2 separate regions of the Homo sapiens genome follow, and region 1 is linked to region 2. A link is a loop called in an ENCODE intact Hi-C map of the cell type or tissue named here. Cell type or tissue: psoas muscle. All regions are shown on one strand. Links, peaks and the distances in the headings refer to the core of each region. The heading gives the core; the rest is flanking DNA. Region 1 overlaps CHD2 (chromodomain helicase DNA binding protein 2). Region 2 overlaps CHD2 (chromodomain helicase DNA binding protein 2).

What was found. Hi-C counts contacts between places; a loop is a spot of excess contacts. Peaks named below come from ENCODE experiments on the same cell type or tissue, not always from the same donor. Only the 100,000 strongest peaks of a DNase experiment are listed, where the experiment ranks them.
Region 1: it touches region 2 in a loop (2.4-fold over the local background); 45 of 110 quality-filtered maps call a loop at or near these places.

What each region holds. Positions count from the first base shown.
Region 1 is chr15:92,941,206-92,949,703 of GRCh38, reverse strand. CHD2 (chromodomain helicase DNA binding protein 2) reads right to left here. Exons shown (of 39, transcript NM_001271.4): 8 at 7,749-7,882; 9 at 6,636-6,861; 10 at 5,189-5,289; 11 at 3,839-3,883; 12 at 3,488-3,666; 13 at 628-752. Among named protein-coding and RNA genes, the nearest start is that of MIR3175, 41 kb to the right of the region's middle. RefSeq lists an enhancer at 1-15 and a silencer at 4,323-4,547. In psoas muscle, for the core only: no CTCF peak of the experiment used is centred there; no DNase peak of the experiment used is centred there; H3K27ac peaks cover 968 bases.
Region 2 is chr15:92,987,845-92,996,342 of GRCh38, reverse strand. CHD2 (chromodomain helicase DNA binding protein 2) reads right to left here. Exons shown (of 39, transcript NM_001271.4): 27 at 4,826-4,867; 28 at 3,345-3,484. Among named protein-coding and RNA genes, the nearest start is that of MIR3175, 88 kb to the right of the region's middle. In psoas muscle, for the core only: no CTCF peak of the experiment used is centred there; a DNase peak (open chromatin) is centred at 3,402; H3K27ac peaks cover 5,657 bases.

The sequences.
Region 1 (8,498 bases), core at 204-8,203, 47 kb after region 2:
AATTGGTGAAGGAAATTTGTAAGTACTTCCCAAAAGTACCTTTAAACCTCCAGTGCTATCACTGTCTCATCTTTTTTTCACCCCCCCAAGATTAACGTGGTCTTATAAAAAGGATACTTTCACAGGTTCAACCTTCCTCTGAACAGGATAATCCTACAGACTATATAGGTAGGGAGTGGAGTGAAGGGAGGGGAATCACACTCTCTACAGCACTACTGTAGGAAATTAATTTAAAGGCTTCCCTGGCCTAGAAAGAAAATACATGTGAAAAAGACATCTTCTTCTTTCTTCTGAGTAACTCCTTCCACATTAAAGATTTGAGTGACTTAACTTGCTATATACACTCATGAGTAACATATGATGATACAGGTTTCTGGCTATGACAAATTACCCACCAAATAATGAAATAAAGTATTCTTTAGATCAGAATAAAATGGTATTACACATACATAAAAACTCCCAGGAAGCATTTCTCTCAATCATCTTTTATTTCTGTAATATGCAGCATAAAGATTTCTTGGTTGAGATACAATAAGGGTGTGAAAAAAGAAAAAAAAAATTCTTGACATCTAACAATAAAGAAGCCAGAAACAGTAAGGAAAATTGCACTCATATTTTTCTACCTACTTGCACCAGGAATGAGCTAGCCAGTTTAGACCTTCTAGCTGATAATCTCGAAGTTCCAGATTCTCCCCTCCTAAATATGCAGGTTGTTTCTTTAAAGCTACAAATCGTGGTCTCTGCTTCAGGGCCTGAAAAACAAAAGCCCAAGTCTGAGAAAATGTTCTTACTGCTACTATGTTAAAACGCTAGCCACAATTCACATATTCGGCATCAAAGCATAAAAACTCAAATTTCTTTTTTTGAGACGGAGTCTTGCTCTGTCACCCAGGCTGGAGTGCAGTGGCCCAATCTCGGCTCACTGCAAGCTCTGCCTCCCGGGTTCACGCCATTCTCCTGCCTCAGCCTCCCAAGTAGCTGGGACTACATACAGGCGCCCGCCACCACCCACGCCTGGCTATTTTTGTATTTTTAGTAGAGATGGGGTTTCACCATGCTAGCCAGGATGGTCTCGATCTCCTGACCTCGTGATCTGCCCACCTCGGCCTCCCAGAGTGCTGGGATTACAGGCGTGAGCCACCGCGCCTGGCCAAAAACTTAAATTTCATGTGTGTGAATCACCACCTCACTCCATCACCCCTTTCTTCATGGTTAATATTCCATAAGCCAGAGTTAGTTCATCCTCAAATAAAATATTTTTAGTTAACTTGCCCCTTTCCTGAAATAAATCTATGAACATCATTAAATAGCACTTTAGGTCTTGTCTATTATATGGCAGTCAGAGTCTCCTATTTTTCAGAAACAACTATCTTTCTGTTATCTGATTCTAAAGAGTACAAAACATTGCCTCCAGCTGTCATATGCTAAATACAGTTGATCTTCACCATAACAGGATTTGTAAATTCAGAAATGCCGCCCATCTACCTTAAACCCTTTAATTGCGTGAATTTGGTTTTCCCTTCAGAAACAAGCTTCTGAAGGGAAGGTTGTTTTCACCCCCAGAAGCTTAAAGGATAGCATTCTAGTGAGGTCAGTCTCTATGGTTTGCATAAAATGTGGATTCTGTGGCCAAATCAGTTTAGGAAACAACCGATCAAAAAGTTATACAATTTCTTTACTCATGACTTTTCAAAGTCTGAAATGTGTGTCCATAGCGTGAATTTACAGGAGAAATTCATTCAGGGATGTATCTCAAAGTTACATGGCCAAAAAGTCTTTTTTCAGGGGACTTTTCTCTGAAGATTAGTGCTCTATAGCACACATTATGAGAAGTATCATTCTAATAAGAATATTTGATAAGGTTATTGATGTGTTCAGTTCTCTATGAGGGCGGCTGGCAGTGAATGGAATCCGACTGCTTACTCTCAACTCCAAAACCCAGCCATCCATCCACTCCTACCAAACCTACCCCATAACTGTTCTCCCATCCACTCCTTCCACGCCACTGTTACTTCCCTTGTCCTCACACTACTTCTTCATTCGTGGACTTCAATGACATCTTACTGGCTGGACCTTCTGGCTTTAATAATTACTTACTCCAGAGTCTCCTATATACTGCTATTACATGAAGCTTTCTAAATAAAACTATTTCATAATGCCACTGTACTCAGCTGTACGAATACCTAGGAGATAAAGTCAAAATACCCTTCGAGGTAGCCAAGACACACACACTTTGACCTTGATGTACTTGTCAACATCATTCCTCTTCTCCTCACCCCTGGGGTCTAGTAGTTCTCCTATTGAACTATAAGAATCTTTCTCTTGATACCTTTCACAGGAGGGCAATACCCTGGGCCCCCTCTTGTCTGTATAGCCAGCAGCACCAATCCATTATACAAGGGCCAGATGCAGTTCAACAACCACAACTTCCTCTTAAAACCCATTCAATGACCACTGGAGCTCAGAGACTTCTACATTGGTGCTTCTCTGACCACATTTTCCCTATCACACTCTTTGGCAATTAAATACTGGTTTTCACAGATAGAATTCTAGTGCCATTAACATGAATGTCAACTTCTCAGAGACGTATCACTTGTCTGATATTTCATTACTGAGGACCCAAGCACATCAGTTTCCTGATGGAATAAATTCCAAGGAAAGGATTTATTCAGCCAATCTAGCAAATAAGCCTATATATTTAATTTCTAACTTAGAATTCAAAGACACTCGCCTTTTCTATCACTTCCCGCTCTCTATTTTTTTTTTTTTTTAGAGAACGGGTATCACAATCTTCCCCAGGTTGGCCTCAAACTCCTGTGCTCAAGCAATCCTGCCGCCTCAGCCTCCCAAGTAGCTGGAACCACAGGTGTGAGCCACTGCAACTGGCTTCACTTCTCTTTTAAAGTGCCTAAATGCAACTGGGCATGGTGGCTCACGCCTGTAATCCCAGCACTTTGGGAGGCCAAGGTGGGTGGATCATTTGAGGTCAGGAGTTTGAGACCAGCCTGACCAACATGGTGAAACCCCATCTCTGCTAAAAATACAAAAAATTAGCTGGAAGTGGTGGTGCGTGCCTGTAATCCCAGCTGCTCAGGAGGCTGAGGCAGGAGAATCACTTAAACCCAGGAGGCAGAGGTTGCAGTTAGCCAAGATAGTGCCAGTGCACTCCAGCCTGGGCGACACAGCGAAACTCTGTCTCAAAATAAAATAATAAAATAAAATAAAATAAAAGTGCCTAAATCCTTTCAAGTATTCTCTCAAATATCTCTATTTCTAATTATGTAAATTGCAAGATTAAACAAGTCAGCAAAGCCATGAAATAATTCATTCTCTCCTTTTGCTTTAATGTCATATTTAAATCACCTTCTTTCACTTCAAAATGGCAATCATCATTTCATTTTGTAATATTTTCTCAGCACATATGTGTCCAATCCTCTTTATCAGTATATCTTCTCCCTGAAAAAACAAAAGCCAACCATCACCATACCTTGCATTCTCTTGTTGGGATGGTTTTTGAGTTGTTCCTACTGTGGAAGCTGTCAATGCAATTCTGGAATTTCTTTCCAATGAGGGCTTCATCTTCCCAGCTACACTCTGAATAGGGGAGTCCCATCCATTTACATAGATATTCGGGCTCATTTGAGGGTGCCGGCTTCCGACTATGAGCTATTTCATATAAAAAAAATTTATAGATTAGCAACTGTCAATTAAAAGTGAAAAATGACATTCTGTTTTATGCATAATCAATAAAACATCATGTGGCAAAACAAAATAATCTGCAAAACATACACTGTTCTGAAATGTTGAAGAACATTTATAAATAAAATTTCTTGCTTACCTGGAAAATCTGTTTGACCCAATGTAGATTTACTTGTCTTCACAGCTAAACAAATAAAAAATAAGACAGAAAAGTTATAAACACAATGAAGAATGAAAGATTTTGGGTTCTATGAATAAAATGTAAATATATTCTACTACCTCACACCTTAAAAAAGAAAAAAAAAAAATGGGATTATAGTGGCTCACGCCTGTAATCCCAGCACTTTGGGAGGCCAAGGCAGGCAGATTGCTTGAGGCCAGCAGTTCAAGACCAACCTGGCCAACATGGTGAAACTCTGTCTCTACTAAAAATATAGAAATTAGCCGGGCGTGGTGGGGGTGGGGGGTGCCTGTAATCCCAGCTACTGGGAAGGCTGAGGCAGGAGAATCACTTGAACCCGGGAGGCAGAGGTTGCAGTGAGCTGAGATCACGCCACTGCACTCCAGCCTGGGCAACAGAGCAAGACACCATCTCAAAAAAAAAAAAAAGAAGAAGAAGAAGAAGAAAAAAATTCTTTTTCTCATCTCTCTCTCAGGCTGACACTCCACTTCTCTGTTCCCCTTTGTAAGAAAACTCCCCCAACGAGTTGTTTATACTTGCTATCCCCTCTCATTTTCTCTTGAACCTACCCTAATCAGGCCGCACCCTCACCACTCCATGGATGCGTTTTGCCAGTGCCAAATTCACAGATCAAGTCTCAGTCCTAATCGTCCTTGACTGACAGCATTTCCTCTCTCCTGGCTATGTGAATCACTTGGCTTCCAGTACACCACTCTCTCTCAGCTCTCCTCCTGTCTCACCGACTGTTCTTTCTCAGTCTCCTTTGCTAGCTTCTTTCTGACTTCCAAAAGCTGAAATGCTCTCAGACTACTTCTTCTTACCACGTGATACTCTATTTCTGATGGTCCTGTTCAATCTTGGCCTTTAAATACTAAATACTGATAAATTTCCAAATTTAAATCTCCAGCCCAGACTAAAGAGTCCTAAGCTCCAGGTTCACATATGCTCCAGCCTTCACTATATTCTCCACTTAGATGACTAAGAAGTAAATCAAACTTACAAATATCAAACTAAGCTCTTGGTCTCCACTCCAATGATCAGCTCTTCCCTTCATCTTTCCACTTCGGTAAATGGTACCTCTAAACTTCTACATGTTTAGGCCACAAATCTTGAGGTCATACTTAACACCTCTTTCTCTCATCCCCCACATCCAAATTTACCAGCAAATCTTCTTAGCTTTTCCTTTAAAATAAACCTAGCACGTGTCTAGTCTCCAAAGTGCATTTTTAAAATTTACATTACTTCCAAAAGCAAAAGCCACTATTCCTCAAGTTCAAATATGGCTGAAGTGAGTTACCATGTACTTACCTATTACTCTTTCTACTATCTGATACTGTTTATTCAACTCTGAAGCCAGCTCCTGTTGGCAATTGAAATATTCTACATCTTCAGGAGAAACTTTCCCTAACCTGAATGGCAGACAGACAGAAAAAGTACACATAAACTAAAGTCTGGGGATCCACATACATCAAAGCAAAAGTCAAAGGTGGAAAAGAAAACCTATTTTTTACTCCCATCTGCCCCTTAAGTAATCTTTACTAGTAATTACGCCAGAGATTTTACAAAACAAAACAAACAAACAAAAAAAACACTTTTAGAGAACACTGAAAACCTTACACTCATAGAAGGATATACCAGTTACCTGCCTCTGATGTGTCCTGTCTAAAAAGAGACCCAAAAATAACTCTTTTATGTGATAGATTCATGTGGCAAATTCATACATCTCAACAAATCAGGATAATAAAACTGTACGCCTTTTCTTATATATATATGGGTTTTAGGATTGATTAAACATGACTTGGAAAACTAGTTATTCTTATTACCAAAACCTTTCAGATGACAACAGCAGCAACTTAATATTAGAATTATTATATTTCAGAGGATTTCAAATTTCTAACTGCTTTACAAGCCTACCTCACCATCTAAGGGGTACATATTTTCAGTTTTGAGTCAAAGAAAAAACATGTAATTTACTAAAGTAGCACATTTTGCACAGTAGTAAAACCAGAATTACTGTCCACATTCCAGACACAAAAATCTATGCACATTCCAGACACAAAAATAGGCTAATCACACCACACAGACAGGTATGTCTTCAGGCTGAGCTTGATACCATTATTACCCAGTTTAGGTTTTTGTGTGCTATAGCTCCACATATTTCCCATATACAACACCCAGACATTCAAGGCTGTAAGTAAACTAAACACACGAGGACTATCACAGTTTCAGTAGTTAACCTAATAATTTCCTTCACATCATTTCTGCAAATTGTATAAAACCAGAATTTGTTTTAAGTATATCATAACCCAGAGAGTTCCAGAATATTAACTCTCTACATCTAAGCCACCCCAGCCTAACTACAGGAAAATAACAAGGTGCTTAAGAGAATAAGCTCTGGATTCAGGGCATCAGAATTCAAAACCTGAGTCCACTTGCAGAATTGCTGTGTGCCGTATTCTCCCCATCTACAAAATGGGTAATAACAGTACAAATCTCATGCACTTATTGTGAAAACTAAAGAATGTGTGAATAACGCTCCATAAGCTAGTTAACTCCAAAAACTTGGTAGCCACATATAAAAATATAGTATCTGAAGGTCACAATCTTATAAAATAGAATTGTAAATGGCTCCATGTTTAGATGATCAAAGCAAAATCTGAGATTCTAGATAGCTGTGATCTCCATGCATTATTTTAAAACCTTCCCTTCTTTCAGGCTGCAAATACATTTCTTTAATCCATGATGGAAAATATACCATTGTTTGATTTCGTCCTCTTTTTTCTTGAAGTTCTCTAGTTTTTTTAGGCCCTTCACTTTCTGTTGCTGTAAGGATTCTTCACTCTCCCATGTGCTGTGGATGTAAGACCAACCCTTCCACTTGATGAGGTACTGGATTTCACCTTCATCCTTTTCAGTGTCAAAGTCACCACTAGGGTCGCCATTAGCTTCAATCGCATATACAGTAGTAGATGCTCCAGTGGCTGCAAAAGGATTAAGTACACTTGAAAGAGAGTATATTACACCAGATATTAAAAAGCTTCCCAAGAATGCAATTATCTGAAGACTCCCTTTGTGGATGAAGCACCAAAATACTTCAACTTGAAATAAGTACAAACTCACAAACAACACAGAACGGACTCAATCAAAAATTTCAAGTATTTTAAAAATGTAAACCACTTTTTACATATTCCTAAATTTGCAGGTGAAATCAAAGAAATCCCTTATTCAAAAACAATAAAAACAGAGCAGCAACATCCTTTTGTTTTGGTCCCTTACTAACTCGGAAAACAAATCCCTCTCTCCAAGACTAAGGATAGAACACCAAAATATCCTCCTCCAACCTCCCCTACTCGAAGTCCCCGGTTAACTTTCTTAACCTCAATCGAAGCCAGAATGAAAAAAAGAAAAAAAAAAAAAAGCCAAAAGAAAAAGCATTAAGTATTATTTTGGTATTTCCTTTACAGAAAGTTTACTTTAATGCAACTTAGTTATGAGATATCTAAATTAGATATTTAAAAATCTTCAATATTACCACAATATTTATTTAACCAGTTTGATATTTTCACAAGGAGCTTAAGAAACAAATAACCAAAGGTGGATTTGCTTAATGTTAATTAGCAGGTATCTCTGCTATATCACTGCTTTATAAAACATTGACACTTATCTATACTAGCTTAATTTAAAATCTTAAAGACATAGTGTACACATACCTTTGTCCTCAGCTCTGAAACACTGGGTCAGAAAGACTTCTACATATCACAACAAATACAGCAGTAGACTAAAATTCATCACATTAGAGTTAAAATACCTAAAATCTAAGTCTTACTAAGCATACATAAAATGTAATTTGCTCCCCAAATACACATACCTCCTTTCTTTCCCAGTCTTGAATCTAAGACCTTTTCAATAGTTTCACTATTATCTTGCTGTTCATCAACTCCTTCTCCAGTCATTTCAATGAGATCATCTGAGTCAGTCTCAAAGTCATCATCTTCTTTGTAACTGCAAGAGGAATAATGCTGAATAAATGAGAAATGATCTCTTCAGAATTAAACTGCCACACATAACCGTCACTAGAATAAGAAACCATACCCTTTTGGTTCCAAAAGCATGTTGTTTTATAGATCTGCCATTTACAGTAGGCTCAAAGCTTACTTTTTTTTCCTAAAGTGCTGATGAATGCTCCTAAACAACTGTAGGGAGTCTAACTCAATTTGAAAATAAAAATTCTATATTTATACTGATTTGTATAAGCAAGATATAGAAAACTATAAGGACACTTCTATTTTTTTCATTTTTTAGTATCAGATTATTATGTAAACAAGTAGACTACCACACAAAAAAAGAAAAACCATAATGGAAGAAAAAATTTGCTACTATTTCATCAGGCAAAAAGAGAAGCAATATTTCTAAAATTAAAAATGTCAACCCTGTATGTTGTCTCCCAGTAATAAGAATATGAAATTTAAGTATTCCCAGACTGCTGGAAGCTTCAACACAAATACTTCCTGGTTTAAAAAAAGAAACATATTGGCTAGGCGCGGAGGCTCACACCTGTAATCCCAGCACTTTGGGAGGCTGACACAGGTGAATCACGAGGTCAGGAGTTAGAAACCAG
Region 2 (8,498 bases), core at 234-8,233:
TAAAAATACAAAAAAATTAGCCAGGTGTGGTGGTGGGCGCCTGTAGTCCCAGCCACTCGTGAGGCTGAGGCAGGAGAATGGTGTGAACCCAGGAGGCAGAGCTTGCAGTGAGCCGAGATCACACCACTGTGCTCCAGCCTTGGAGATGGAGCGAGACTCCATCTCAAAAAAAAAAAAAAAAAGAAACTTACCCTAACCCAAATTTCAAATTAAAATGATCACAGAAGTAAAAATGAAGCCCCAACCAAATAGTCCAACTTGAAATCCATGAGATAATGCTACCTGTGAGAGGAAAACTCCTTTCAATAGAAAATGGGCAGCACACATGAATAGACACTTTATAGAACAAAATGCAAGTGACCCTTAGAGATGTACAACCTTGTTCGTTAAAAGAAAAATGAAATACCGTTTCTCACCTATCAAACTGGCAAAACTCCAAACGTTTAACAATATATTCTGTTTGTGAGGCTTGTGACAAACATTGTGGCACCAGACTTATGCAGAAGGATTTGGGAATATCGAAGCAAAGTATATACGCATTTTCCCAGGACCCAGCAATCCCACTTCTAGAAATTTATCCCAAAGATATGCTGGCAGAGATATGAAATGGTATATTCATTAGATCATTATTCATTGTGACTTTCTTTATAATAACAAAAGACCGAAAACAACCCAAATATTAAATACTAGGGGGGAAGTGTGAATTGACATCTATCTACATGGTAGAATACTCTGCAACTGTAAAAGGAAAGAGGATGATCTCTACATAATGATATGAATTTATCTCAGTCATGAAAATAAGCAGGTGCAAAAGAGTATGTTCTCTTCTGTGTAAGAAGGAAAATACACACGCACACACACTTAAATTTTAAAAGAAACAATCAAAGATAAACTTACAACTAATAGAAACAGTGACCTATTAAGGAGGAAGAGAAGGCAGCTGGGGAACAAAAAACGAAAACAAGATGCTCCAAATGTACCTTGTTTTATAGTTGTGACTTTGAACCATGTAAATGTTTTTACATAATTAAAAAAATTAAATCGAATCTAAATGAGAAAAGCAGTCCCTAAGTACTGAAAATAAATGAAAACAAAAGAGTCTAACTATATATTAAGGTGGTGGCATTAACCACACAGAGAAAGGAATAACTTTGAATAATTTAAACATATATTTTGACTTTATATTGTTAGTGTGATATATTCTAAGATCAAAAAGAAATGCAAAGAAATCACACTTCGCATTTCAGCATTCTTTTGTTAACAGTAAGATTGGTATTGGTATTTGGAAACATATGTTTGGGATAAAGCAAATATGTAATTATGTTAACATTTTTAGAAACAAAAATTTCAACCTAAGGGAAAAAAGGTATCAATAATCTTCCATTTGATCTAGAAATGTCAGCCTGGATTCAGAATATGCTGAATACCAGTTTACAGGAAATACAGGTGTGAGGAAATAAGTTAATACCAGGAAGAAGCAATCAGCCAGATCCAGAATGTGGACATGCACAAAAAAAAGGGAGACTTTGGGGAGAAGGGACTGTTAAGAAAACAGCTCCACAAGATACTATGAGATAAAAAAGCAAGCACAGAAAAGTGTGCATGCTGTACTACCATTTAAAAGGGAGAAAACATTATTCATTTCTCAAAAGCATCAAGAAGTAACAGGAATACGTTTTTCAGTTTTAAGCCATGTAGATGTATTACTTATTCAAAACAATTACATAGAAAACATACTGTACATTAAACCTAAAGTTTACTTTTGGGTGTATTCTGAATGTTATAAAAGCACATATTCAGATCATTTTGCAAACCATACAAGTTATTTGTCTTTTACAAAAAAGAACATTATCTTAAAATAAGTTTTGACTCTCTTGAAGATATTTTTAAATTATATCAAATTCAATAATATTAAGGTTATTATTGAATAATAAAATAATTTTTTATTATTAAAATCTTAAAAAGAAAAAAAGAAAATTTCAAAGCACAAATACTCACTTCTTAATAACAGCTAACATTGCAAGCCAGACGCCATTGCTAAACAATTTACAAGTATGGAATTATTCAATTATCCAAATCCTTTGAAGTAGATACTATTACTCTATTTTGCAAATGAGACAGTTGAAGGGATATAACTTGCCCAAAGTCTTATAACTAGAAGTGGTAGAACCAAAATTCCAGATAACTGACTGCCTCTTTCTCTGGAGCCTGAAGATTTAACCACAGCTCAACAAAGCTGCAGAAGGGTAGCCTTACCTAAGTAAAGGCTGTCCCCAAAAAATGCAGAAATGGCACAGATAAACCACAGTCTGGAGAAGTAGAATGATAATAACTTCATTTCTTTATTTTTTAATTAATTTATTTATATTTTGAGACAGGGTTTCGCTCTGTCACCCAGGCTGAAGTGCAGTGGCATGATCTCAACTCACTGCAGCGGCATGATCTCAACTCACTGCAGCCTCTGCCTCCTGGTCTCAATCGAACCTCCCACCTCAGCCTCCCATGTAGCTGGGATTACAGGTGTGCATCCTACTACTTTCGGCTAATTTTTAAACTGTTTGTAGAGACAAGGTCTCACTTACATATTGCCCAGACTGGACTTGAACTCCTGGGCTCAAGTGATCCTCTGGCCTCAGCCTCCCAAACTGCTGGGATTACAGGCGTGAGCCACTGCGCCTGGCCTCTCTTCGTTTCTTTAAAGTTCACTATGAGGGTGTCCTTACCAATAACTACTTCAGAGTTCTCTCCTCACAAGCATTCCTATACCTCTTGCTTTTAAAGATATCACACAGGACAGGCAAAATCACTTTCTGGTATCAAAGAGAAAACACACTGCATGTCCAATCCAATGAGAACAAATTCTAGTGGCATGAAAATCTCAACGTAACCCAAAAATGTTTACGATACTCATCCAATATTTTATTTATTCCAATTAATTCTCTAAATCCTTTGTGTTTGCCATAACGCACAATATATATCCAAGATAATTAACAATGCTTGTGATCTATAACACCTCTTATTTGCAGCCAAAATACAGAGGTGTCCACCAAGCTCTGCCCCTGGGTTTTTACATCACTCCGACGAATTTAAACTTTCTACAGCAACACAAAAAAAAACCATTTCATCTTTTTCTTCACTCTACACCTTCTGCAAATCAACTTCATTTGTGAGTAGACCTGTAGGAGAGTAGAATATTAAGCTCACAGAAACGCAGCTCAGAATAAACACCTGAAATCACTAGGCATGTGTGGTCCTCAAGCCTGTCCTTAAAACGCCCTTTAGCAACAGAAATCCAGTCCAAGAGTGCCAGGTTGCGAAGACTCACTAAAGCCAACTTCGCTTACCCTCGCTGGCATTTTCTTTCAGCTGCTCTTCGTATTCCTGCATTGCTGACACACAGCTGTTGTGGATCAGTTCACCCAGGCGCTTCAGATCTGCCACCGACTTATCTACCAGCTCAGCATCACGTGCTATGCACTCCAGCCTGAGGAGGAACAAATATGGGGACACTTTAGGACCCTGTGCCCACTCTTCTTAAGTGTCATGAGATGCCACTAGGCCTCACATAATCTTCTCCTGCAAAGACACTTTTCTTTGCGTTCCTTTAGTGGTCATTCTAAGGCTCCAACAAGAACCCCTGGACATTGACTGAAGGCTAACACATTCATTTTCCATCATAAAGAATTGTGTCTTGAATATTCCACAAAACAAAATAATTCCAAAAAACAGAGAGGAAAGAAAGAAACAAGCAAAGCAAAGTTTATTAAATAAATAGGCTGTTAGTGGCAGCAGGTGAAGTGCCTGAACACCATCCGTACTAGCTTGCTTCTTTTGTGTTCACTTTCCTTTCTCCAGCCTACTTTCATTCACTGCAATGCTCCTAGAAGCAGAGTATAGCTACTTCTACTATATGTTTAGTTGATCTCCATGTCATATGAAGCACACAACTACATTAACAGCTAAAAAACAGGCTGTCAAAAGGTGTCAAGCCCCCTTTTCCACATTCTATTGGCTTTTACGGTAACTGGCCCAAAAACAGACAGTCTACCCCTGGGTGGTCAGCAATAGTCCTGGAAAGATGCAACTGACCTTCTTGGCCTTGCTGTGGCTTAATGCTACACATCACTACCTCCTCGCCAAATGGAGAGGACCAAACAAAAACAGGCTTGTAATTTTCACCCACTCAAGAAGTTTATCAGAAGAAAGAGAAGGGAGCCCAGTATTTCCTTTAAATTAGGGCTTTTTAGATTTTATAGGAAGTAAAGTACCGAACCATTTCAAATAGAGTCTTCTGTTAAAATCTAACTTCTGAATTATTTTCTAAATGCTTATAGAATAGTAACAACAGCTACCCTTTTGGAAGTTTTTATAGTCAAGGCTATGTTAAGTCCTTTGTATTTAATCCTCATAAAATCCTGCTAATTAGCAGAAGATTATAAAATCATAAAGAGCCTTTTACCTTTGACATTATTAAATCTAAGAACTAGGATACAAATAATAACTACATACATTCTTTTCAACTGGAGTTACATGAACATCTCTCTGGAAATTATTTCACGCACTATGGTTTTGAATATACTTGCTTTATCTCCCTCACGAAGGTGAAAGTCTTTTTATGGATGGCCTGTCTTTATCATCTTTGTCATCCCTCTGCAGAGAGACATGAATGAACAGGCACCCAATATATAAATGTTTGTAAATAAATGTTTCCAGAAAAAAAAATGTTCCCAGCATTAGTATTAAATGGAAAAATTTACCAAAAAAGAACGTACTATATAATAAAAGCAAAAAAGAGGAAGATAAGGGACTATTACACTGAACTTACCGTTCAAGAGGGAGACCAAACTTCTTATAAGCCTTGATGAACCTAAGAATAGGATCAATAAAACATATTAAAAAAACAGAGACTTACTTTAGTTATGTTGATGCTAGCATATCCTGTGATGACATATGAGCCATGCAAATTGTCAAAAATAGAGTGGACTCAATCCTTGCACTACCAAAAAAATGAATAAATGTTGAATGTCTTTGAAACTAGTCAACTTAAAATAATGACTGCTAAAAATCTATTCAAATTAAAGATCAACTTTATTCTCAGTGACTGTACATAAACCTGCTTAGATAACATGCTAGAGAACTGTGACTTAGCTCTAATATCCTTTTTAGAAGATACAAGTTTATAGACTTCACTGTGTCATAAAGGATTCAATCATCACGACTCTATTGTGACAAACCCTTATATCGTTTCATCAGCGTATTCAGTTCACCACTGTTACCTTCAATACCATATTTTTCGTTATTAGAAAACCAATGATTTTTCAGCTGTTAAGATTTTTTTGACTGTCTCAAATAGTTTTTGGAATAAGGCACAGTAAAATATGATTTAAAACTTCTTAGGCAAACAATTTTGGAAACTCTACTGACCTCTCCTCCCAAAAATCCAATCTATCTTCCTGCAAGTCTCTACCCTAAACTATGCTACATACCAACTCATGCCATCATCCCCATTCCTACAGGCTGGTCACCAGTACTTTCCACTAAAAACCAGGACTTCATGACACATTAAGGGCATCATGTAATATGCCAAATTACTATGATAATTGGGTTATATAACCATGTAAGGACAGATGCTAAGGGAAAAATGGAAATGAGAAGACATGGCTACAGAATAAAATGGGACTGAATATGACAATAGCTAAAAACAACATTAAAGGAACAGCGCAGATACAAAGGTTAGGAAAGTATTATATATGAACAAAACCTGAGGATTACTCCTTAACTGCATTTCTCCTTCTTGACAGACACTGAAATATTTTATGTCTAAATAACAACACTTCCGAAATGACAGACTAAGGGTCTGTGAAAATCTGCTCCCCCATAAAAGCAATAGGAATGCTGGCATAAACGGTCACAATCAGTATTGTCACAACTCTGGAAATTAACCAAATGCGTGCAGCCATCTAAGAAATTTATTCAAGAAAATGGCTCAGCAAGCTTCAAGGCATTTTTTAACTTGCACTATTCCCACCCCTTAACCCCAGCTGCATGACAGCCTTCAAAACTAACACTTCTGCAACTACAATAGCTGTGTAACCAGCAGCACAGCAGCCACTGGAGGGTAAAGAAGAGGTTGAGAGTTCTCCAAAAGCCCTATTCCCCCAGAATGACTGGACCTGGCTAACAGCACCCTAAGAAGCTCCATTCTCAGGCTTGTCTTTATTGGACTGACCCAGAACTCACTGTGTGAATAGCCCTGTCCAAAATTCATTGGTCAAAAACAATTAGATGCAAAGATTTAACACCATGACGGCCTGAGGCAACATTACCAACTGGAAATAACAAAAGGTTGAACAAAGACAAAAAGAAAAACTGGGAGGAAAGATGTTCATAGGATAGATACTCTGAAAAGCTCTGACATGTGCAGGTCTGTGTCCATGCAGAGGAAAGATCTCAAAGGGTCCTTCCGCACGCTCCTGGGACACCCTCTGCGCTTTGGCTTCTTGTCATCATCAGACTCTTCTGTCTCACTCTCAGAAGCAGAGGATCTCTGGGCCTGCCTCTTGGACTCACTGTCAGAGTCACTGTCATTTGTCTGAGCCTGAGAAAGACCTTGAGCAACTGTGCAAGCAGGAACTGAAAGTTAAGGCAGAGTTGTCAATTGCCTTCCAGAGCATTGAAACGTGCCCCAACAACACATACCCAGCCCTTCAACAAAGGCTGGTAGACTTACAGGCTCAAAGCATTTAAGGAAATCTCTGTTCAATCATTAGCTGACCACTAAGCTAAAGGAGTAGAGACTACACATAGCATGACAAGGATCACATAACATGACAAAGAATACAGACTTCAGATAACTAGTACAGGAAAGTCACTAAACAAGCAAATACAACAGCAGCGGCAAACACAACACATGGCTGGGAGGGGAGATCTGATTTCCAGAGTTGCCATATGATTTAAAATGTCCAGTTTTTCACGGGAAAAATTACGGGACATATAGAAAACCAAAAAGTAAGCTGGGCATGGTGGCTCACGCCTGTAATCCGAGCACTTTGGGAGGCCGAGGCGGGTGGATCACCTGAGGTCAGGCGTTCGAGACCAGCCTGGCCAACATGGTGAAACCCTGTCTCTACTAAAAATATAAAAATTAGCTGGGCATTGTGGTGGGCACCTGTAATCCCAGCTACTCGGGAGGCTGAGGCAGGAGAATCACTTGAACCCAGGAGGCGGAGGTTGCAGTGAGCCAAAATCGCGCCATTGCACTCCAGCCTGGGTGATAGGAGCAAAACTCCATCTCAAAAAAAAAAAAAAAAAAAAAAAGTATGAAGTATGAAGTATACATAGGAAAAAAAGCAGGTAATAGAAACCATCCCTAAGGAAGTCTAGCATGTAGGCTTATAAGACAAGGATGCTAATCAGCTATTATAAATATTTACAAGAGTTAAAAAAAGTCTGCCTAGAGAATTAAAAAGAAAGGTCGAAAATGATATCAATAGAAACAGAAATGCTGTTTAAAAACGGACATTTTTTAAAGAGTGAAATAGAAATTCTAGAGTTGAAAACTACAATAACGGAAATGAAAAAAAAAATCACTGGTGAGGCTCAGCAGCAGATATTAGCCTGAAGAAGAGAGAACTGCCAAATCTGAAGATAGGCCAATTGAGATTATCCCACGTGAGAAACAGAAAAAAAGAAATTAAGACTTTCCTTCAAAAATGAAGATGAAATTAACAGTGCGAGCTAAGCCAAAATAGAGAATCCATTGTTAGCAGACCTGCCTCAAAATAAAATGCTAAAAGAGAGTCCTTTGGGCAGACATGAAAGGACATAAAATAGTAACTCAAATCACATGAAGAAATAAGAGCACCCATGGAATAATAGAGTAAGTAAATATAAAAACAGTATACATGCATTTTTGTAACTCTTTTCCTTCTATCTGATTTTAAAAGACAACTAACTAGGCTGGGTGTGGGTGGCTCACGCTTCTAATCCCAGCCCTTTGGGAGGCCGAGGCACACCGATCACCTGAGGTCAGAAGTTCAAGACCAGCCTGGCCAACATGGTGAAATCCCATCTCTACTAAAAATACAAAAATAATTAGCCAGCGTGGTGGCAGGAGCCAGTAATCTCAGCTACTTGGGAGGCTAAGGCAGGACAGTCACTTGAACCTGGGAAGTGGAGGTTGCAGTGGGCCGAGATTGCACCACTGTACCCCAGCCTTGGTGAGAAGAGCAAAACTCCGTCTCAAAAGAAAAAAAAAAAAGAGACAACTAACTATATAAAGTATGAATTATAAAACTGCATTGATGGGTTTAAAATGTGTAAAGATGTAATGTGCGACAACAGCACAAATGGGGATGGTGAGCTATAACTGGGGCAAAGTTTTTATAATGCCATTGAAATTAAATTGATGTTAATTCAAAGTAAATTGTTCTAAGATGTTACTTGTAATTTCTAGGGCAACCACTAAGAAAATAAGTGAAAAAAAAAGTTTTTTTTTT